Regions from separate parts of the Homo sapiens genome. Here region 1 is linked to region 2. A link is a loop called in an ENCODE intact Hi-C map of the cell type or tissue named here. Cell type or tissue: HepG2. All regions are shown on one strand. Links, peaks and the distances in the headings refer to the core of each region. The heading gives the core; the rest is flanking DNA.

What was found. Hi-C counts contacts between places; a loop is a spot of excess contacts. Peaks named below come from ENCODE experiments on the same cell type or tissue, not always from the same donor. Only the 100,000 strongest peaks of a DNase experiment are listed, where the experiment ranks them.
Region 1: a loop joins it to region 2, with 18 times the contacts of the local background. A loop is called at or near these places in 1 of 110 quality-filtered maps.

The regions. Positions count from the first base shown.
Region 1 is chr5:68,081,724-68,093,814 of GRCh38, forward strand. All of the region lies in intron 1 of LOC124900990 (a long non-coding RNA gene), which reads left to right. Among named protein-coding and RNA genes, the nearest start is that of LINC02219, 100 kb to the right of the region's middle. In HepG2, for the core only: no CTCF peak of the experiment used is centred there; no DNase peak of the experiment used is centred there.
Region 2 is chr5:67,600,973-67,613,063 of GRCh38, forward strand. It overlaps the pseudogene RPL21P55. Among named protein-coding and RNA genes, the nearest start is that of LINC02242, 40 kb to the right of the region's middle. In HepG2, for the core only: no CTCF peak of the experiment used is centred there; DNase peaks (open chromatin) are centred at 5,039 and 5,439; H3K4me3 peaks cover 1,605 bases.

The DNA.
Region 1 (12,091 bases), core at 3,204-8,203, 480 kb after region 2:
AATAAAATGTCTTTTGACCTTGGGTTGATCTGAGCATCTTCTTCTAGCCCTTGAGGCTAGAAGACTGATGCCATATGTTATTTCCATGGTGTCACGTCAAAGTATCAATATGTTAAATCACTTAAGAAATGAAAGTCTTCTTTGGGAGACCAAGGTGGGAAGATCACCTGAGGTTGGGAGTTTGAGACCAGCCTGACAAACATGGAGAAACCCCATCTCTACTAAAAATACAAAAAAATTAGCTGGGCGTGGTGGTGCATGCCTGTAATCTCAGCTACTTGGGAGGCTGAGGCAGGAGAATCGCTTGAACCCGGGAGGTGGAAGTTGTGGTGAGCTGAGATTGTGCCATTGCACTCCAACCTGGGCAGCGAGAGTGAAACTCTATCTCAAAAAAAAAAAAAAAAAAAGAAAGAAAGAAAGAAATGAAAGTCTTACCTGGCCAGGTGTGGTGGCTTGTGCCTGTAATCCCAGCACTCTGGGGGGTCAAGGCAAGTGGATCGCTTGAGGCCAGGAGTTCAAGACCAGCCTGGCCAACATGGTGAAACCCTGCCTCTACTAAAAACACAAGAAAAAATGAGCCAGGCATGGTGGCAGATGTCTGTAATCCCAGCTACTCGGGAGGCTAAGGTGGGAGAATCGCTTGAACCTGAGAGGCAAAGATTGCAGTGAGCCCAGGTCACACCACAGCACTCCAGCTGGGGTGACAGAGCGAGACTCCATCTCAAAAAAAGAAAAGAAATAAATGAAAATCTTAACTTATGGAAACACCTTTTAGTTGAAAATTATTGATGTAAAATTAAAGTTTTGTCATTAATGAGATGAAATAATTCAACATAAATTTATTGGTAGATCCAGAATGTAGGTTATCAGTTTGAAAATAGAACAAACTAGCCTGGGCAGGTGGCTTACGTCTGTAATCCCAGCACTTTGGGTGACCAAGCCAGGCGGATCACCTGAGGTCAGGAGTTCAAGACCAGCCTGGCCAACATGGTGAAACCCTGTCTTTACTAAAAACACAAAAATTAGCCCAGCATGGTGGCACGCACCTGCAGTCCCAGCTACTTGGGAGGCTGAGGTAGAAGAATCGCTTGAGCCCAGGAGGCAGAGGTTGCAGTGAGACGAGATCACACCACTGCATTCCAGCCTGGGTGACAGGGCGAGACTCTGTCTCAAAAAAAAAAAAAGAAAAAGAAAATAGAACAAACAATCACAGGTAACTAGAGAAGCTTTCCAACTTACTAAATTTTACTTGAAATCCTTTTAGGATATCAAAAAGCCAAACTACATGTATTTAATACATTTGTAAATACAAAAATAAATGCAGGTGCTGAAATCAGCAGACATGGGTTTGTCTTTCATATTATCAAAAATTTAGTCCTTTATTATTAAAATGAAAATATAAAATTCAGGATTTTTCATTGTGAACTCAAAGACCCAGGAGAATATGTCCATAGACCTTGGAATGAGATAAATCTAGCTTGAGAAACAACCAAATTTACTGGAGTTGAAAGGAGCCCTTACAAAATACCTAGGGATTGATGGGTTGACAGGTGCAGCAAACCAGCATGGCACATGTTTACCTATGTAACAAACCTGCACATCTGGGGTACATCTTGCACATGTACCCCAGAACTTAAAATAAAAATTACAAAAAAACCCAAAAATTACCTAGGGAAGACTAGACCATCTTGGCCAACCTCCTCTCCTCAACTTGAAATGGAAGACTAGGGATCTGAAGAGCTTAAATGATTGGTCGGTGACAGATATGGGTCTCCAGATTCCAATTTCATGACCCTTCCCACTACATCAACACTTGCCAACTTGTCTTACATTTCATGATGTTGCATCCCATTAATACTTTGAATACACAAAGCCCGCTAATGCTCAGAAAATATTTTTATAATATTTGGTCATATTCATTGACCAAAGAAAAATCCTGCAAAATGGTAGCACTTCAATTTATTTAAATGATTCTTTAATGAATATCCATTTAGGAGGACTCTATTTATTAATTACATCTGTATAAACTAACACTTTGTTTTATTTTTTGTAAGATTACTTCTTTCCAGTTTCTAAGATTGCCTGGGGTTTATAAGTGTGTTCAAATCTCCACTATCCTAAAGGGATGCTGTGGTCTAAATGTGTTCTTCCAAAATTCACATGTTGAAATTTCATCACCAGTGTGATAGTATTGAGAGGTGGGGCCTTGACTCAGGGAGAAAGGGTGGGAAGGAGGGGAGGGATAAAAGACTACAAATGGGGTGCAGTGTATACTGCTTGGGTCATGGGTGCACCCAAATCTCACAAATCACCACTAAAGCACTTACCCATGTAACCATACACCACCTGTTCCCCAATAACCTACAGATATAAAAAATTAATTAATTAATTTTAAAAAAAGATAGCAATGGGGCTTTTAGAAGGTGATTAGGTCATGAGGGCTCCACCTTCGTGAATGAGATTCATGCCCATATAAAAGAGGCTTCACAGAGCATTGGTCCCTTTTGCTCTTCCATCTTTTCTGCCCTGTGAGGACACAGCAACAAGGCGCCATCTTGGAAGCAGAGAGGGCGTTTTCACCAGACATCAGATTTTCTGTTGCTTTAATCTTGGACCTCCCAGCCTCCAGAACTGTAAGAAATAAATTTCTGTTGTTTGTAAATTACCCAGTCCAAGGCCTTCTGTTATAGCAGCAGGAAAAGATTGAGACAAGGACCTCCCTTAACATTATTCCTACTCAAATTGTTCCCTCCCCCTCCCTCTGTGTCATCCAAGGTTTTTGAAAATGAAATAGAAAATTAATGTCTCCATTTGCTAACTTCCCATTCTCTCAGTAGCCCATGTAAGTGGTGTAAGGGAGCTTCTCTGTTCTTCTGTTTTCACTACTCCATTGAAATTGTCCCCTCAAAGGCCACACTGGTATCCTAATTGCCACATCTAGTGAGCTTGTTATGTATTATTGTACTTCACCTTTCCAAAGGGCACTTCCCTCTTAAAACTCTTCATCCATGGCTTTCTTGATGCTTGTCTTTACTTTGTCCATCTGCTCCTCTGATTTGCACTTTCTTTGTGTTACCTGATTTCTCTTCCCAACTTCATGAATATTGATATTCCTTAGGATTGTATCATTATTCTTTTTTCTTCCTTATTGAATGTCATCCCAATGATGGTTTCATGTGGACCCATCTTTTAATAATGCGTAAATGTGTCCCTTTAATCCATCTTTTTTCTCAGGTCCAGAGAAGTATTTCTAGAAAACATAAACATTTAAGAGATAAGCATGGGATTCTAGGTCTGCAAAAAAAGCTGGGGTTGTAATTACAATATTTATATTTAATCATAGTATTCCATATAGAAATACAAAAATATTTTTTATATGGAAAAGGAAAGAGGAAATGAAGGAAGAGAGAGTTTCAAGGAGGCAATAGTCAACTGTTTCAAATGCTACAGTCACGTCGAATAAGATAATAATGGAAGTATTCTTTAGTCTTAGCTACTTGGAGGTTACTGGAATCTTGGCAAGAGCAATTTGGTATCAAATCCAAATAAAAATTTGTTGAGGAGTGACTTAGAAGAGAAGAAATACAGACTGTGAATGTAGAAAATCTCCAGCAACTTAACTGTGGAAAAAAGGAGAGTTTATGATCTGAGGGGAACCTAGGGTCTGAGGAAGGGTATGCTTTATTGGTTAAGAAGGAGCCAGGACAGAGAAGGGGCAAAAGATAGGAGCGAAGGGAAGCCACATGCCTGACCAGATATTGTGAACTAATGAGTCTTAGGCAGGAAAAGAGGTACCTCTTTCATTGGCTAGGAGGAATGAACTTGAGGGTGGTTGTACTTCTTGTTGACTGAGGGAGCAGCCAAGTATTCCAAAAAGTTCACATCAAATAGTTTTTTTTTGTTCTATTCAAAAATTGCAAAATAAGAGGTGAGGTCTCCTTCTGATGTTCATAGAAAACATGATGAGAGATTTGAGGAGAGTTGATATTAAAGAAGGAACTGACAGCCTTCCATAATTTATGTTCTTATCTGTCCAACACCCTGCTGCTAGAGAGACATTTCTGAAATGTGGATCCAATCATGATGATTTTTGGCTCCCAGGTTCCCACAAGATAAATTCCTATCCATAACTTGTTCTGTACAGCCTTCCACAGTGCAGCTCCCACTAATCTCAAGCCTCATCAGCACCCCCTCCACCCCAGCTTCCAGCATCACCGTTATTCAAACATGGTACATGCCAGAACTCCCTGCCTAGAATTCCTTTAACCTCACTTCTCTGCCCAAAAACCTCCATCCACCCTGCAAAATTCAGTTTAAGAGTTTCTTCCGGTCAGGCGTGGTGGGTAATCCCAGCACTTTGAGAGGTCAAGGAAGAATTGCTTGAGGCCTGGAGTTTGAGACCAGTGTGGGCAACGTAGGGAGACTCTGTCTCTATAAAAAATTCAAATTTTAACATTCTTGTTCTTTTCAAAAGAAGTATCTTCTTACTCTGGATATATCTTACTTTTTCTAACCTGTTTTCTCTGTATACTGATTTTATTTATTTATGCACTGATTTATTTTTACTCTGTCACTCTTAGGTATTTTTGTATGGTGTTTCAAATCCCCTTGAGGGATATGTTTCTTCCATTAATTTAATTAACTAGCCAATGAATATGTATTCTGCAAAATATAGTGTATAACTTTAAGGAGCTCCAAGGAAACAGGCAGCCATAATTCAATGTAACCTGTGCTATAAAGAAAGATGGACAAAGCTGCCACAGGCTTGGAGTGGAGAGAGTAGTAGTGAATGGGGATGGGAGTAAAGGAGGCCACTGAAGGCTTCCTATATGCATGCTCATGCTTCTGTCCCTCTCACAAGGAGTTTCATGGTGAGTTCCATGAAGTCTAGGGCAGTGCCTTGTCCAACAGGGTGTCCCCGGGTTGCAGCATATTGACTATTACGTTGTGCCTGCTCTACAAGGTTAAACAGATGCTCGTATTGAGGAAGCAATTGTATAGCTTCCTACTTTCGGGATCTTATAGACTCCTGTTACAATTATTTTCAGCCGGAAAGATTAATTATTCTTTCTAACGTGTTGCCACTTCTTAAAATATCTGTTCACGGTTATTGAGAGGTGAAAACAAAAAAAAAAACCTTTTTGATGCCATTGGAAAGTCCAGTCATTACTGCTCTCAGCGCGGCCATCTGTTTATTGCTCTGTTCCGTGAATCCCTGACTCAGCTTCTCCTCTATCACGAGGGCCCTGCCAAGAGCAAATTCCTCTTCTGCACTCACCACCAAGGATTCGGCTTCTTCCTTCCTTCAATTCTTTTGTCTGTGCTAATCATTTGTTGTTAAGTTGCCTGAAAAGAAATGGATGTGATCATTGTATAGGACTTTTTTTTTTTAATAAAAAGAAAGAACGAAAAGGCTCTGCTTTCTCCTTGCACATCACTGTTTGGTGCTCAATCTAGCATGACTTCTGCTTTGTATATTTGGGTTGCTAAACAAGAGAGTCATTGTTATCCGCTTAATTTGAAATCATGATTTTTCTATGAAGCATTCTAATCTCAGCTTTACCAGCAGATGGGCTTACACCTAAAATAAGACTAGCTTCTCGCCTACCCATTTTGTCTGTTTAAATCCTTTTTATAGGAGTATGAAAGGCTAGGGGTTGAAATTTTCACATGTTCTGTGACTACTTGTTGCAGAAGTTTCCAGACTTGAAATATGCAGCTGTAAAATATTCAATTGCAAAGGCTGCAACACCTAGTCCCACAGCTATCAACATCTTGCCAGCCCCTGGAAATGTCTACATCAGGTCTGGTGGTCCCAGGCCTGTCTTACCTGTATTAGTACAGTGGCTCGTGATGGTTCTAGATTCCATCTTGTACTTCAGGTGGGAGTCATACTTTCTCCTGCCATAAAGCCCTCTTTCTTTCAGATCATTCAAATCTTTCAGATTGTTTGTGTATTCTCTTTTCCTCCCAAGACTAATTTCTAGCAACAAGCAACTGTTATGTTAAAATTCCTTTTATCAAATAGGAGTACATTTGGAATAGTGATATTCTTTGGAATAGCAATATAGCAATAGGAGTCCATTTGGAATAGCAATGGTGAGGAGGTGAGAGTCCAGAACTCCTAATAGAGTTACAGTAGACAGTCCCTGAGGAAGGTGGGTTCAGTCAACTGCAGAGTTGTTATTTTGTTTCCATGATATGGATATGCAACTTTGGGGTTGAAATGAATGTCTCAGGACAACAGAAAAGAAGTTAGAGCTGCCGCCTTCTTGGCTCTTCTCCCAGGTAGCCTTAAGCCTTTCTTCTAAATAAGTGTTTAGCAAATACTTTAACACTGTTTGAAGAGGTGCCAAATGATTAGCCTCTCCAGAGAACCGAATGTCCTGGTTCCCTTGCTTGCTAGTAACAGATAGCTCAGAATTCAGCACCTAAAACTAGCCTGTGTTGCATTTTCTCTAGGGGTCTCTCTTGTCATTGAACAGAACACAGACTCATTGGTCACATCTTTGATGACATGTACCCCTACCAAAGTTTTCTCGAGTGTTCCCTCTTTTGATTGACACTATTTCTGAGAAAGATTTCATTGTGAGCTCTCCTCCCAAACATGCTAAATAAAACAGATGTGCACCCTTTTGGGGTTCCCCTCCATATGACCTCCTTTTTCAGAGAAGGGCCCCATTTTCTCTGGGTGGAAGGTTGTAAACATATGGAATTCATTACTAGAAGCAGTGGTTCAGGCTGTTTCCGAACCCTAAGCCAGTTCCCTTACCATGACAAAACATTCCCCACAATCTCATCATGACTCATTTTTATCTTTAAATAACCTCTGGTGTGGAAAATTGTCAAGGTTTTTGAAAAGTTTAAGAAATGATGTCCGCATGCTTATTGACCCGCTCAGAGAATTCTAGTAGATAAAGCCTGTTGTCTCCTAACAGAAATCATTGTCTATGTTTGCTGAATAGTCCATGACTGCCCTGGAACTTACAAAGGTGAATTTATTTAAATCCTAATGTGTGTTCATCATTGTGCTCAACTCTAGGAGGGGAGAGAAAGAAGTATAAAGGCATGGTCTTTGGTACTAAACACCTTGAAATCAAGTCAGATGGATTAAAAGAAGTCACAAAATGATTAGCAAACAAGAAGATACATAAATGTGGTGGTGACTAACACTATAAAAGGAGTTCAGAAAATAAAGAAACAAGTGTATTAGAAGAAGAAGGACAAATCTTCAGAGAGAAGAGAGCCCTCAAGTTGAGTCTTGAAACCTAAGTAGGCTTTATAGAGACAGAGCAAAGGGAAGACTGCAGAGAGCTTCCAGGCATTCCAGAAATAAAAGGGAAATAGCATGAGAGAAGACTCAGAAGTAGGATTGTCTGGTCGCAGCAAACATGTAAAGGAGTCTGAGAAGTTCAGGATGAAACTAAGGAAAGCCTAGAACAGCAAGCCAGAATAGTGAGAACTTGATATGATACACAATAAATAGTTTTGAAAGGGCTTTAAGCATATTTAGGAATTTAGTATTACAAAGAAAAGAAGGTGTTTGGAAGTGAGAAATGGAAGCAGTTTATTGAAGGACTATCAAGACAAGCCAAAACTGAGAGTTTTTGTTTTGTTTTGTTTTTTTGTTTTGTTTTTTAATTTATGACCAGGCATGGTGGCTCATGCCTATAATCTCAGCACTTTGGGAGGCCAAGGAAGAAGGATCACTTGGGCCCAGGAGTTCAAGACCACCCTAGGCAATATAGTCAGAACCTATCTCTACAAAAAAAAAAAAAAAAAAAAAAAAAAAGTCAGGTGTGGTGGCACACACCTGTGGTCTCAGCTACTCAGGAGACTGAGGCAGGAGGATTGCGTGAGCCCATGTGGTTGAGGCTGCAGTGATTGTGCTGCTACACTCCAGCCTGGGCAACAGAGTGAGACCCTGTCTCAAAAATATATATATATATATTAGGATAGACTGAACATGAATGAAGACAAGTGAAAGAGCACAAGGAAAACTTGAAGGTAGAAAGAATAGTAATAATGGATGTGGAGTTCTAAAGGAATGACTACTGTTATTAAAATCTGTACTAGTTTCCTGGGACTGTCATAACAAAATGTCACAAACTAAGTGGCTTTAAATGACAGAATTCATTCTCTCCCAGTTCTGGAGGTTCTAAGTCTAAAACCAAGGTGTTGGCAGGGCTGTGTTCTCTCTGTGGGCCCTAAGGAGGAAACCCTTCCTTGCCTCTTTTGGCTTCTGGTGGTGGTTGGCAATCCTCAGCATTCCTTGGCTTGTAGCAGCATCACTCCAGTCTCTGCCTCCATCTTCACATGGGCTACATCCCACCATGTCCTGTGACTCTGTATGTCCTCTCCTCTTCTTGCAAGAATGGTAATCACTTTGGACTTAGGACGCACCTTAGTCCAGTATATTGCTTCTTAACTAATTACATCAGCAAAGATCCTATTTCCAAATAAAGTCACATTCTGAAGTTCCAGGTGGACTTGAATTTCAGGGGATTACGATTCAATCCAGAAAGTATATGAAGGGGTTAACCTTATAGGACCTCAAGGGAAGAGTCTCTCCCTCCAGGATTCTAGGGGAAATGAGAGGCGATTCAGGGCCAGTGAGTGTGAGAGTGAGAAGAGAGTCTGATCATCTGTAAAGCAGAACAGGCTTCCATTGAGAGGGGACTATGGTTATGGGAAGCAGAAATAGCAGTTTAAGAGGAAAGGGGGCCTGGAGGAGTCACAGTAGAGAGTAAAGGAGAGAGGCACAAAGGATCAATGAGTTCCCAGTGTCAGAGTGGGTCTGGAGGCTATGCGTGTTCAATGAATCAGGTCATCACAATATTTTTACTTCCTCTTATCCTGTTTTTATTTTTTTATTTTTAATAGATTTTATCTTTTAGAGCAGTTTTAGGTTCACAGCAAAATTGAGCAGAAAGTACAGAGTTCCCATGTGCCCTCTGCCCACCCCCCACACACTTAGCCTCCCCCAGTATCAACACCCCCCGCCATGGTATATGGTATGTTTGTTACAGTCTATGAACTTACATGACACATCATTCACCCAAAGTCCATGGTTTATATTAGGGTTGACTCTGTGTTGTACATTCTACAAGTGTTGACAAATATATAATGAATTTTTTTTTTTTTTTTGAGACGGAGTCTCGCTGTGTCACCCAGGCTGGAGTGCAGTGGCACAATCTCGGCTCACTGCAAGCTCTGTCTCCTGGGTTCATGCCATTCTCCTGCCTCAGCCTCCCAAATAGCTGGGACTACAGGCGCCCACCACCACGCCCGAATAATTTTTTTTTTTTTTTAATAGAGATAGGGTTTCACTGTGTTGGCCAGGATGGTCTTGATCTCCTGACCTCGTGATCCGCCCACCTCAGCCTCCCAAAGTGCTGGGATTACAGGTGTGAGCCACCGCGCCTGGCCTATAATGACTATTTTAAAATTTTGTTAATCCACCAGTTTTTCAGTTACGAGAGTTAGTCTTAGTCTGTAATTCCCATAGTATTTTCTGGAGCATTTCTTGTGTACAAGGGTCACATTGGTTTTAGGGAATAACAGATGTCACATTTTGGCCAGCAGATCCACAGAAGTACACTTGAGTCCTTCAAATTTTCTGACAAAATGCTAGTCGGTGAAAATGACCTTCTTTAGGCAAATACATTTGTATGAAAAAAAAAAAAAACTAAAGTACATGGATAGTTTTTTTTTCTCAAATAGGGTTTTAATCTAAACAGGGTACCCCAGTTTATTGTATGTATCTACTCTGGAAATTCAGTGGTTCATATTTGGAGAAATATATTTTATTTTTTAAGTAAAAAATGCAAATTCAATTCAAAAACACAATATTTTTCACGCATACACACTCACATACACCAGATAATTCTGAAGGATTTAACTGAGCTCCTAAAAAATAAAACGGGGCTACATGGTACTTAATTGAATTATTTTTATAAAATTTGATAATGATATCTTGAAAAGGGTTGGGAGGGTACTTTAATTTTTTTTTTTAATGTCTAACTTCTGTTTCTAGGGTCAGAGCTCCACTCAGCTGACCTATTGATTCATGGAGAGAAAACTATAAGAACCAAAATGTAGATTCACAGTGTAACCCTACTGCAGGAATTGTCTTCAAACATTGTACCCATGGAAAGAGCAGGGCCTTTGGAGCCAGAAAGCCTGAGTTAGAATCTAGACTTATTTATTTATTGAATTGATATCTCACTTAAATTATTTGCATTTATGCCATCATATAGGATTGAAATTTAATCTAAATTTTGATTCTGAATTTTTGCTTAAGGCATCTTCACCAAGTTAAAAGTATGATGTAGCATTTGAGGGTCACTTGTATTTTTAAAAATGTTTTACTTTGAAATAAAATGTAATCCCTGAGCAACTCTGCACCTGCATGACCCTGGGAGTGAGGGTGTCTCTAAATTTTGCATCCAATGAGCTCCATCCAAGAGACAGCCTTGTCCTAGTCTTGTGTGGAAAGGAGACAAAAGCAGGAACGGGCAAACGGAAAAGTCAGGCTGTCATGCAGATCTCAATGAAATCCTTGGCCAATCCCATGGCAGTCCTGAAGCGAGAAAGGAAATGGCTTTTCAGCACAGGCTCCTGCTGTCCAGAGCTCAGGCCAGGTCTTCCAGTCCTAAATCAGTCATTGGATTTGCACTGGACAAGGCAGCTCTCTGAAGCTGAGGCAATCCCTGTAAGGACTAAAGTCACCTGTGGCAGCCCTATCAGCAGCCATCAGCAGGTTATTCATTGAAGGGAGACCTGGGCAGGACTTCACAGCATCCTTTACACTATCTTATTTATTTATTAATTTATGTCTTTATCGTAGTTATTATCTAGAATGTTAGCTTTTTTTTTTTTTTTTTTGAGACAGAGTTTCACTCTTTGCCCAGGCTGGAGTGCAATGGCGAGATCTCGGCTCACTGCAACCTCCACCTCCCGGGTCAAGCGATTCTCCTGCCTCAGCCTCCCAAGTAGCTGGGATTACAGGCACCTGCCACCATGCCCGGCTAATTTTTTTTTTTTTTTTTTTTGTATTTTTAGTAGACACGGGATTTCACCATGTTGGCCAGGGAGGTCTCGATCTCTGGACCTCGTGATCCGCCTGCCTTGGCCTCCCAAAGTGCTGGGATTACAGGCGTGAGCCACTGAGCCCGGCCTGCTTCTTGAGGGCAGGGATTTTGATCTCTTTTGTTCACTACTATATCCTCAAACTTGATAGTTCCTGATACACGGTGGATACAAGATAAATATCTAAGAATATTCCAAATTCCTTTATGTACTGGCTCAAAGAGGGAAGGGAATTCATTTTCCCCAGCCGCTGGCCAAACTCTCAACTCAGAACTAAAATGAGTTCTCTAATGGGCCAATTCTCAAGCTTGAAAACTCATGTTTCCTATTCAGAAACATAAATATCTCATATTTTTTATAAACTGTATATTATAAAATCATTTAAATGTTTTACAATAATTTTACTTAACTATTAATTACATATATTTTTAAATTACTCTCCCCTCATCCTGTTTCTGATAACTTGAGGGTGGTGGAGGGAGGCTGACCTCACTCCCTTCAACTCCTCACTGAAGTCACGAATCCTGTCCCACCCTTTCACTAGGGGAGTGAGGAGACGGGGAAGTAAAGTACTTGGCAGAGAACACATCTTGTGAAGCAAAGGCCAGCAGGAACCCAGGCCATTCACCATCTCCTTGCCTGTATAATAGCCAAGCTTGGTTTGGAATTCCCAATCAGTCCCAGCAAATCATCACCATTTTTCACAGCTATTTTTGCATTGTTTCAGGAATATTCAGACAGCTGTTGTTGGTATTTTAAAGCCTCCCATGGCAGTGGGGACACCAGTTCTCCTGACGGTGTTGTGTAAATTCACTAGAACAGCTGGTTCACCCATGTTTTCCTCGTGATACTTTTGAATATAAACTAGCTGGAACAGGTTGACCCAGCTGTTGGTTCCTATTACTGGCACACAAAGGTAAAGCCACACCAAATAACTAGGTCACTGTTGAATCCACTCTGCCATCACTATCTGCCAAACACCTATCCCTGGACCCAAATT
Region 2 (12,091 bases), core at 2,347-7,346:
GTAGGCTATTAATTATTGCCTCAATTTCAGAGCCTGTTATTGGTCTATTCAGAGATTTAACTTCTTCCTGGTTTAGTATTAAGAGGGTGTATGTGTCCAGGAATTTATCCATTTCTTCTAGATTTTCTAGTTTATTTGCGTAGAAGTGTTTATAGTATTCTCTGATGGTAGTTTGTATTTCTGTGGGATCAGTTGGTGATACCCCATTTATCTTTTTTTATTGCATCTATTTGATTCATCTCTCTTTTCTTCTTTATTAGTCTTGCTAGTGGTCTATCAATTTTGTTGATCTTTTCAAAAAACCACCTCCTGGATTCATTGATTTTTCGAAGGGTTTTTTGTGTCTCTATCTCCTTCAGTTCTGCTCTGATCTTAGTTATTTCTTGCCTTCTGCTAGCTTTTGAATGTGTTTACTCTTGCTTCTCTAGTTCTTTTAATTGTGATGTTAGGGTGTCAATTTTAGATCTTTCCTGCTTTCTCTTGTGGGCACTTAGTGCAATAAATTTCCCTCTACACACTGCTTTGAATGTGTCCCAGAGAATCTGGTATGTTGTGTCTTTGTTCTCGTTGGTTTCAAAGAACATCTTTATTTCTGCCTTCATTTTGTTATGTGCCTAGTAGTCATTCAGGAGCAGGTTGTTCAGTTTCCATGTAGTTGAGTGGTTTTGAGTGAGTTTCTTAATCTGAGTTCTAGTTTGATTGTACTGTGGTCTGAGAGATAGTTTGTTGTAATTTCTATTCTTTTACATTTGCTGAGGAGTGCTTTACTTCCAAGCATGTGGTCAATTTTGGAATAAGTGGGATGTGGTGCTGACAAGAATATATATTCTGTTGCTTTGGTGGGGAGAGTTCTGTAGAAGTCTATTAGGTCCGCTTGGTGCAGAGCTGAGTTCAATTCCTGGATATCCTTGTTAACCTTCTGACTCATTGATCTGTGTAATGTTGACAGTGGGGTGTTAAAGTCTCCCATGATTACTGTGTTGGAGTCTAAGTCTCCTTGTATGTCTGTAAGGACTTGCTTTATGAATCTGGGTGCTCCTGTATTGGGTGCATATATATTTAGGATAGTTAGCTCTTCTTGTTGAATTGATCCTTTACCAGTATGTGATGGCCTTCTTTGTCTCTTTTGATCTTTGTTGGTTTAAAGTCTGCTTTATCAGAGACTAGGATTGCAACCCCTGCCTTTTTTAGTTTCCATTTTCTTGGTAGATCTTCCTCCATCCCTTTATTTTGAGCCTATGTGTGTCTCTGCACGTGAGATAGGTCTCCTGAATACAGCACACTGATGGGTCTTCACTCTTTATCCCATTTGCCAGTCTGTGTCTTTTATTGGAGGATTTAGCCCATTTACATTTAAGGTTAATATTGTTATGTGTGAATTTGATCCTGTCATTATGATGTTAGCTGGTTATTTTGCTCGTTAGTTGATGCGGTTTCTTCTTAGCATCCATGGTCTTTACAATTTGGCATGTTTTTGCTGTGGCTGGTACTGGTTGTTCCTTTCCATGTTTAGTGCTTCCTTCAGGAGCTCTTTTAGGGCAGGCCTGGTGGTGACAAAATCTCTCAGCATTTGCTTGTCTGTAAAGGATATTATTTCTCCTTTATTTATGAAGCTTAGTTTGGCTGGATATGAAATTCTGGGTTGAAAATTCTTTTCTTTAAGAATGTTGAATATTGGCCCCCACTCTCTTCTGGCTTGCAGATTTTCTGCTGAGAGATCAGCTGTTAGTCTGATGGGCTTCCCTTTGACGGTAACCCGACCTTTCTCTCTGGCTGCTCTTAACATTTTTTCCTTCATTTCAACTTTGGTGAATCTGACAATTATATGTCTTGGAATTGCTCTTCTCGAGGAGTATCTTTGTGGCATTCTCTGTATTTCCTGAATTTGAATGTTGGCCTGCCTTGCTAGGTTTGGGAAGTTCTCTTGGATAATAACCTTCAGAGTGTTTTCTAACTTGGTTCCATTCTCCCTGTCACTTTCAGGTACACCAATCAGACGTAAATTTGGTCTTTTCACATAGTCTTATATTTCTTGGAGGCTTTGTTCATTTCTTTTTACTCTTTTTTCTCTAAACTTCTCTTCTCACTTCATTTCATTCATCTGATCTTCCGTCGCTGAAACCCTTTCTTCCAGTTGATCGAATCGGCTACTGAGGATTGTGCATTCATCACATAGTTCTCGTGCCATGGTTTTCAGCTCCATCAGGTCATTTAAGGACTTCTCTACATTGATTATTCTAGTTAGCCATTCATCTAATCTTTTTTCAATGTTTTGAACTTCTTTGCCGTGGGTTCAAACTTCCTCCTTTAGCTCGGAGAAGTTTGATCGTCTGAAGCCTTCTTCTCTCAACTCGTCAAAGTCATTCTCCGTCCAGCTTTGTTCCGTTGCTGGCGAGGAGCTGCGTTCCTTTGCAGGGGGAGAGGCGCTCTGATTTTTAGAATTTTCAGCTTTTCTACTCTTTTTTTCCCCCATCTTTGTGGTTTTATCTACCTTTGGTCTTTGATAATGATGACGTATAAATGGGGTTTTGGTGTTGATGTCCTTTCTGTTTGTTAGTTTTCCTTCTAACAGTCAGGACCCTCAGCTGCAGTCTATTTGAGTTTGCTGGAGGTCCACTCCAGACCCTGTTTGCCTGGGTATCAGCAGCGGAGGCTGCAGAACAGCAAAAATTGCTGAACAGCAAATGTTGCTGCCTAATTGTTCCTCTGGAAGTTTCGTCTCAGAGTGGTACCTGGCCGTGTGAAGTGTCAGTCTGCCCCTACTTGGGGATGCCTCCCAGTTAGGCTACTCAGGTGTCAGAGACCCAGTGGAGGAGGCAGTCTTTCTCTTCTCAGATCTCAAACTCCATGCTGGGAGAACGACTACTCTATTCAAAGCTGTCAGACAGGGACATTTAAGTCTGCAGAGGTTTCTGCTGCCTATTGTTCAGCTATGCCCTGCCCCCAGAGGTGGAGTCTACAGAGGCAGGCAGGCCTCCTTGAGCTGCTGTGGTCTCCAACCAGTTTGAGCTTCCCAGCCGCTTTGTTTACCTACTCAAGCCTCAGCAATGGCAGGCGCTCCTCCCCCAGCCTCGCTGCCACCTTGCAGTTTGATCTCAGACTGCCGTGCTAGCAATGACCGAGGCTCTGTGGGTGTAGGACCCTCTGAGCCAGGCGCATGATATAATCTCCTGGTGTGCCATTTGCTAAGACCATTGGAAAAGTGCAGTATTTGGATGGGAGTGACCCGATTTTCTAGGTGCCACCTGTTACAGCTTTGCTTGGCTAGGAAAGGGAATTCCCTGACCCCTTGCACTTCCTGGGTGAGGCGATGCCTTGCCCTGCTTCAGCTCATGCTCAGTGCACTGCACCCACTGTCCTGCACCCACTGTCCGACAAGCCCGAGTGAGATGAACCCAGTACCTCAGTTGGAAATGCAGAAATCACCCATCTTCTGTGTCACTTATGCTGGGAGCTGTAGACTGGAGCTGTTCCTATTTGGCCATCTTGGAACTGCCCCGGTTTCCCCAATCTTGTAATTTAGGTCTTCCCATCTCTATCCCACTGAATTTCACCAAGAACATGGAGACTAACCATACTCACACAGAGACATCTGTCTTGGCCTGGTGGCCACAGTTACCATCCAGGGCATGTAACAGGCAGGTGGCCTTGGGGCTCTGAGGAGGTTGTAAGAACTCACTTTGTGGCAGTATGTGCCTTCCTCTTGCCCCTTCATGTGCAATTTTAAATGTCAGAAGCAGCAATAATTTGCTGTCAACAAACATCCCACACAGCTTTTGAACATAAGAAATAGATTACAGAGTTTTACAAAAGCAGGGATGTGTCAGCTGTAAATCTCAGCTACCACAGCATATGTACCAGAGTCGAGGATTTTGCAAGACACATGGCTACCTTTCTGAGAAGTTAGTGAATGGCTCTAACCAGGCACTGTGACCTTGCTGCATCAAGACCACAGCAGAGTGAGGGAGCTTTTCCTAGAGGGTTTAAAGCCCTTTTCATTTTTAATAAACCACACCTCAGTTTTCATCCCAGTGTCCTGCACACACACATTTTCCTTTGCCCTGTATGAACTTACCCCTTGGAGGCTTGAGGCCCTCTGGGATATGGGAGCAGCTTCCTTACTCGGGTGCCTCCCATCCATCTCTTTAACTTAGTGGTTCCCAACCAAGGGTAATTTTGCACCTGCGTTCCCCAGAAGATACTTGGTAATGTCTGGAGACTTGGTAATGTCTGGAGCAAACCCACAGCTGGAGGTTTGCTACTGGCATTAAGAGGGTAGAGATCAAGGATGCTGCTAAACACCCTGCACAGGACAGCCCCACAACAAAGAATTGTCTGGCCCAATGCATTAATAGTGCCAAGCTTATGAAACTGTGCCATCAGCAAGGACAGCCTCTTGGTCCACTGTTCATGGTCTATAATTCCATTCTGTTCTCCTCCACATCTGCTGTTTTGGAAGAGGAGTTCCCCTCCCTCATTATCCACCTTCTTGAACAACCACTTTCTGCCTCCAGAGCTTTGTTCCCTCCAACATTTCCCTTTCTCTTACATCCTGTATCATTCCTCCTCCAAGTCCTTGTTTTTTCTTTGTCTGTACATACGAACAAGGTTTTCCTAACTTAGAAACCCACAAAATTGATGTTAAGTTACTGGTGATTTTAAAAACCTTCTCTGAACCCTTTGAATACACCCTCTTTCTTTTCAACTGGAAAATTCCTCCTGTTAGTGGAAGTGTCATTGTTCCCTCTGTCCCTCCACTCCCACCCACCCGTTTTTTGTGCTGCTGCTTGTCCCTCGATCTCTTAAGTGGCCTTAGCTTACACTGCAGGCTTCTTGAGACATTCAGCGTGGTTGACCACTTGCTCTTTCATAAAGCTCTCCCCTTCCTTGGCTGCTATGTGTGCATTCAACTACTTTAAAGCTGTTCTGCTGTCTCTCTTTGATAATCATTAACTGACAATACAATGATAACATTTAGAAGGTTTTTTTTTTTTAACGAAGTTTTCTTGCCACATGGTGTTGATAACACAACTCCTAGCATCTGATGTGTGAATAGTGAATTGGCAATAGAGTTCGGGTATCACTAAAAATCTCTTTGAACATCTTTACAAATCACAAACTGCCATCCATCCTGCCTTTGAGCTTCAATTTCTACAACAAAATGCTGAGGTGAAAGTTGACTGTGGCAGCCTCTCTGTCTTTGACAGCTCCACTCCTTCCTCCCATGTGGTTGGCTCAGACTACACTGCCCCTGAGTTTTTGTTGACTAGCGTAGCTCCAATTTTTACTTTTGTATTTTTGCTTAACCTGTATCTATATACCCAACCATGTCTTTTCTCTTAGGATCATAGAACACATCTATATTCTCCTCTGAACTTACCGGTTTGATAAAGAAGGGAGGGATTCTCCCTTGAAATTATCTCATCTGACTAAACATTTGGCGTGAACTTTGGATTGTCACTGGCCTTTACAGCAGGGGTGGCCAGAGAGGTCTGCCCATTTGATCGATTCCTGCTGAGGTATGACTGCCAGGCTTTATGGAGTGCTCTTCAATCCCTCCAGGTGCTTTTCATTTTCAAAGATCTTCAGAAGCACCTTCCCTTCCTTTCTGATCCTTTGCTATTTGACAGTTTCTCTCAGAACTTCTGCATCTCCTTGCAGACTCCGTAGACTACATCTTGGGCTCCTTTGCACCTCTTGCAAGGTGTGGTGGACTGAAATATTCTTGCACCGTCTTTCTTTCTGCTGTCTTCTCCAGTGCTGTCACTGCTGTACTATGTTTGTGTTGGTGTTTGTGTGGACAGGCTGAGGTTTCTCTGAAGGGTCACAGTTTACTCTTCACTGGGACTAGAAAGGCAGATCAGTGTCTTTCAATGTCACTCTTCTAATGTTTCTAAAGCTTCCTTTCTGTCTACCTCCCTGTTGTATGCCCCTCTCTTCAAGTTTCCAGCACAGAATGGAGATGGGGAGGTTGAAATCTAGGCATCTTACTTCATTCTTGATTTTACTCTCTTCCCCACCCCCAACATCGCTCAGATTAGAAAAAGTGAGCTTCAGGGTTTTCTTTCTTTGTGTTTGTGCCTAACCTGGCATGGAGTAAGTGCAATAACCTTCACAGCCACCCTGGAGGTTGGGTTGATCCAGGCTATTCTAGCCCTTGGTGATTGAATACTTTCTTTTATGAATGCCTATAACACTTTGGGTCCATAATACTCAAAGATAATACATCATTGTATTGTTAATTATATCATTATGTCCACATCCTACCTCTAAACTTAGTCGCAAGAACTTTAAAGGTTGTAGCCTCTGTCTATAGTGTCATGGAAAGATATTTGGTCTTCGTCCTTAGTTTCTAGCATAGAGCTCCTAAAGTGCTTGGAATTTCCTGAGTGGTAAGTGTGGTAAGAGTGTCTCTTGTTCTAATGAAGTGACTCTTGGTAGGCCCCTAGATAGTTTCAGGATGAAGACTGGTTGCCAGAAAGACCAAAACGTGATTAGAGGGTTGGGACTTTCAGACCCACCTCCAATCTCCCAGAAGGGGAGAGGAGCTGGAGACTGAGTTAATTGCCCATAGCTAATGATTTAATTAGTCATACCTAGGTAATGAAGTCCCTATAAAAAGTCCTAAATGCTGGGGGTTCAGGAGCTTTCAGGTTGGTGAACACATCGATGTGCTAGAGGGTTGCATACCCGGAAAGAGCATGGAAGCTCACCTACAGCTCCCCACCCCCTATACCTTGTCCTATGCATCTCCTCCATTTGGCTATTCCTGTATTGTATCCTTTTTCATAAACTGGTAGATGTAAGTAAAGTGTGTTCCTGAGTTCTGTGATCCTTTCTAGTAAATTATTGAACCTGAGGAGGGGGCCATGGAAATGCCTGATTTATAGCTGGGTGCTCAGGGGTTCAAGAGACCTGGAACTTGAGGCTGGCATCCGAAATGGGGGAGGGAAGTCATGTGGGACTGAGCCAGTAACCTGGTAACCTGTGGTGTCTGCACCGACTCTAGGTAGGTAGTGTCAGAATGGGATAGAATTTTTGAATACCCGGTTTGTGCCTGGAGAATCAGAGAATCGGTTCCTCTGAGGAAAAAAATAACCAAAACCAAAACCAAAAGATCTCTCTCATTTGGTATTAAGAGGGCAGGAAGGTTGTGAGTAAAAACAGCTCACTGTCATATAGGTTTTACATTCCCAAGGCCTAGAAGTATGCCATGCCTTTCAGTAGTTTGAATAGACTCTCTGCTAGTGTGAGAGAACATGCTTTGAATCGCTGAGGGCAAGTTAGGGGAAGAACATTGTAGTCATTTTGAGTTGAAACTGAAGAAAAGAATCAGAAACTACTGGTCAAACGTTCTTCCCACATGGCATTCTTTCCCCCATGTTACTGAAGCCTCCTGCATTTCAAGTCAACATGCCTACCTATCTCAATTCCTCAGTAAATGGAGACCATGGAGCCTCAGATCATCATAGTATTCTCAGGTTCATTTGGCTTATGCAGACCATAGATGAGAGACTGGACCTCGATTTTGGGGGTCTCTAAATGTGATGTAGAAGAGGGGAAAAAGGGGAGGTAGTAGATGTCCTACTAAAGGGTAAGTAATGATCCCAAGCCATGATTATGAGTAAAACTCTATCTGATCTTTTCAGCCGGACCCACCGTCTTCTAGTAATTCACCAAAATGATGAACACAAAGGGAAAGAGGAGGCACGCAGTATGTGTGCTCTAGGCCTTTTAGAAAACACGGAGTTGCTCCTTTGGGCATGTATATGTGAATCTATGAGAAAGATGATATTGCAGACATCAAAGGAATGGGTACTTTTTGAAAAGGAATGCCCCACGAGTGTTATTACGGCAGAACTGGAAGGGTCTACAGTGTTCCCCAGCATGCTGTTGGCATTGTTGTAAACAAGTTAAGGGCAAGATTCTTGCCCAGAGAATAAATGGGTGTACTGAACACATTAAGCACTCTAAGAGCTGAGATAACTTCTTGAAATGTGTGAAGGAAAATGAGCATAAAAAGGAAGAAGCCAAAGAGAAAGGGACCTGGGTTCCACTGAAGGACCAGCCAGCTCCACCCAGAGAAGCACACTCTGTGAGAACCAATGGGAAGGAGCCTGAGCTGCTGGAACCTATTCCCTATGAGTTCATGGCATAATCGGAGTTAAAAAAAATAAAAGACCTCTGGACCGTAAAAATGTTACTCTTCATTGAGTAGAAGTGAAGTGTCCTCTCCCCCAAAGAAATATTTAAAGCAAATTTTAATTGTGTCCTAATTCATTATGTAATGTATTTACTATTCAAATTTAATATATTTCTTGCTGAAAGATGTGAGGTGTTTTACTGTGCAACAAATTACCCAATTGGTTAGAAAATGGCCAGATAGGCCGGGCGTGGTGGCTCACGCCTGTAATCCAGCACTTTGGGAGGCTGAGGCAGGTGGATCACAAGGTCAGGAGCTGGAGACCAGCCTGACCAACATGGTGAAACTCAGTCTCTACTAAAAATACAAAAATTAACCAGGTGTGGTGGTGCGTGCCTGTAATCCCACCTACTCAGGAGACCGAGGCAGGAGAATCGTTTGAACCCCGGAGGCGGAGGTTGCAGTGAGCCGAGATCATGCCACTGCACTCTAGCCTGGGACAGAGTGAGACTCCGTCTCAAAAAAAAAAAAAAAAAAAAGGGGGAAAACGGCCAGATATTATTTATGAAATATTTCTACTGGCTTGAAGATAGTCCCACTAAATCATCATGGAAGAAATAAAATAATTTACAAAAAAACTCAATCTGATATGGTAATTTACAATGAAACGCATCATTTGAAGATGATTACTGCTGTACACCTATTTTATATCCCTAGTTTATGATAAAACCCTTTTTAAAAGTTGTCAGCTAGTGATGCATTCAGAAACCTACTCACTCCCTCCTCTCCAGGCTCTGAGTGCATTGCAGTGAAGACATAATACCCAGCATCTGATGTGTGTCTAATAAATTAGCAGTGAGCTGGATGTCACTTGAAATCTCCTCCCATGGGGACCAAGTGAGCCACAGATTATCTCCACCATTCGTTTATCATTCATATACTTTGCTTTCATTTTCCAAAGAGTAAAATGTGGAGATAAGTAGTCCTATCTGTTTACTGGGACACGGAAGACAAATATTCCCTCTTTTTTTCTCCTTGCTTCTACCACACAGCTATATGTTTCCATGAGGTCTCTCTAGCTAATTCAGCAGAAATTTCATGGATGAAAGGAAGGTAGGTAGATAAAGGTAACTGGATTTAGAATAAGTAATTGCATTTCACTGACTCCTCAGAGTCCCCCTCTGTCTATTGGATCCAAATGGAATATACACTATGAATTCATTAGCAACTCCACATGGTGGCCACCTGTTGCAGATACAGCAATTGGCTCACTCAACTCCATTCCAACCCCCATGTAACAGATTTTGCATCAGGCGGTGCTGTGGTTTCCAGAACAGCCGCTTCAGCATCATCTAAGCACTTGTTAGACACCTAAGTATTTCTTCAAATTCTTAGGCTCCACACCTACTGGATCAGAAATTCTAGGTGTGGGACTTAGCAATCTGTGTTTTAACAAACTCTCCAACACACCACAGTTGGAGAACTGCTGTCCATCTTTGTAGCTCAAAGTGTAATCTGCATCAGCATCGGCACTGCCTGAGAGCTTGTTAAAAATGCGTAATCTTGGGTCCTAACTTGCACCAACCAAAAAATGCAGATTCTGCATTTTTACAAAATACCAGGGTCATTCATGAATACAATAAATTTGGAGAAGCCATGCCTTGCATCTCTGGTTTAGCACTGGCTACACATGAGATTCACCTGCAGTGTTTTTTAAAAAGCAAATATACCGAATCCCCAGTGATTTCGATATGCTTGTTATGAGGTATAGCCTCAGTGTTTGGATTCTGAAAGCTCCCCAGGAAGTTCTAATTTACAGCAAAGTTTGAGAACCACTCACATGTCATGCTAAAGACCAGGAACTAAATATAATATTTTCCAGCTAACTTAGGTCTTCCTTCAAGTATATGTATCTGAGCATGATTTGCAAAGCATACATGAAGAAGAGTATGACACCAGTCATGGTTTTTCTGAAGCAGCATTTCAGGGGTGCCAAGCTTCATCTCCAGCTTCACAGGCATCAAGAGGTGGGGCATTGGTTGTTCTGGGGTGGATCTCAGCAGAGGAGTGGTGGAACTAGATCTTGCAGTTGGGAAAGAGGTTCAATGATTTCCTGAGTCCCTGATGACATGACAATGGAGATAGCAGTTCTCCTGGTGGGCAGGTTCGGCTGTGTTTTTCTACAAGTCATCCATGCAGTCAGCCCAGAGCCCTCCTACCCATTTTGTTAGCATTTAATTTCTTTTAAATACTTTGCCTCTTAAAACAGCTAGAGTGATTTTGCTATCTGCACTGAACTCTGCCTGATCCATCTATGTAAAGTATAAATTCATGTCCATGCCTATCATTCATTGTTCACAAAGTGACTGAATTGAGCTGAATTAGTTATGAGCCCTTTTCATAAGCATTTGATTTGTATCATCAGAAACAAAAATTAGTCATAAGGAGACTACCATGCAATCAAAAGTTATGATCTTAGTTAAGAACAGCTTTTTGTCTAAATCTTATCCCCACCCTTTTCATCAGTACACATCTTCCCCAGGCTCAAGTGTTCAAGTCATATTTGTGATGATTATAAAATATTGTGTACTGATACTTGCCCTGTCCAAATCTTAAAAGGCCATCCCATTTAGAGACACATGGGTGATTCCTTCACTGTCTGGTAAGAAACTTCATAAAATGATATTTTCCCACTTATTTCGGGTGTTAAAAAACCAAGCGTGATTTTTGCATATAATTTCACATATCTGCTTTTATATTCATGAAAGAAAGAGACCTAAATTTGGTTAAAAAATATATATTTTATTTTCAAATGATGCTTTTTGATTGCTAAACTCGTTTACATTAGTTGTCCAATTTCTCAAGAGTCTTTTCTGTGCACGAACAGTAACAAGGGCTTTTGGTGTCAGGAACTGATGGCACAGCCAGAGGGCAGATAGGAAGATGGAAAGCAGAGAAAAGGAAAGAGTAGTAAGGAGACTGAGGAGAAGGAAAGGCCCAGCAAGATCAAAGCTGCCACAGATTCCTTGCACATGGGAGATAGGCGTTAGCTATGGGCACCCTACCCTGCATGTTAAATAAAATTGCTCATTTTTCATTTTTCCTGGATGTCCCCTTCCACATTGGTGGTTGGCAGTTACTGAAGCATACCTGAAAGCTAAGTTTAGATGGAATCTCCTTCCTAGAGACCAGTGGCCACACTACACAGGATTTTCACATGGTCGCTATTATTTTAAAGGAGCAGAGTAGCAAGAGTGAATGGGCCACCCTTCACAAGACAATCCCAGATGCTCATTGCCTTTCCCTAATTGGTCCCATTTACCAGCAAAGGAGGCAGGGGAGGTGGTTGAAGATAATTTCCAGGTAACGAGGCTCCCTTTCCCATTGCGTTTGCTTCCTTTGAAAATAATCTCAAAGAGTAGCCCCCATCACACAACTTCACGCCTGGATGGAGCTGCGGTAATGTACCGTTAGACTTGCGCTTACAAAGAAAGATCAAGGAGATACTTTGCAGCCTAAATTGGACTGAGATAAATGCAATCTTTTTGAAGCTGGGATTCTCCATGGATATATAAGCATCAATGATTATCTTTATGTACAATGAGTTGAAGCTAAACTGCACGTGGAGGTTGACGTGTACTTATAGACACAGCTTTACTTCCATTCTTGTATAAGCATGAGTGCTTATCATATTGAATTTGTTGTTGGTTTTATGCATTTTTTTTCTTTACTCATTGTGCAGGTCTGTGGCTTTCCTTTTAACTTTGCAAAGCTTTGATACAAAGGAAATTTTAGAACATGAAAACATTTTTCAAATAATTTCAAAATGAACTGTATCCCCAACTAATTTGATTTGTAGGAAGAAAAGAACAAAGCCTTGCTAACAGAGAGCTTTAAAATATAATATAATTATTTACACGTGCAAGCATCTTTAAGCATGCTTTCTCA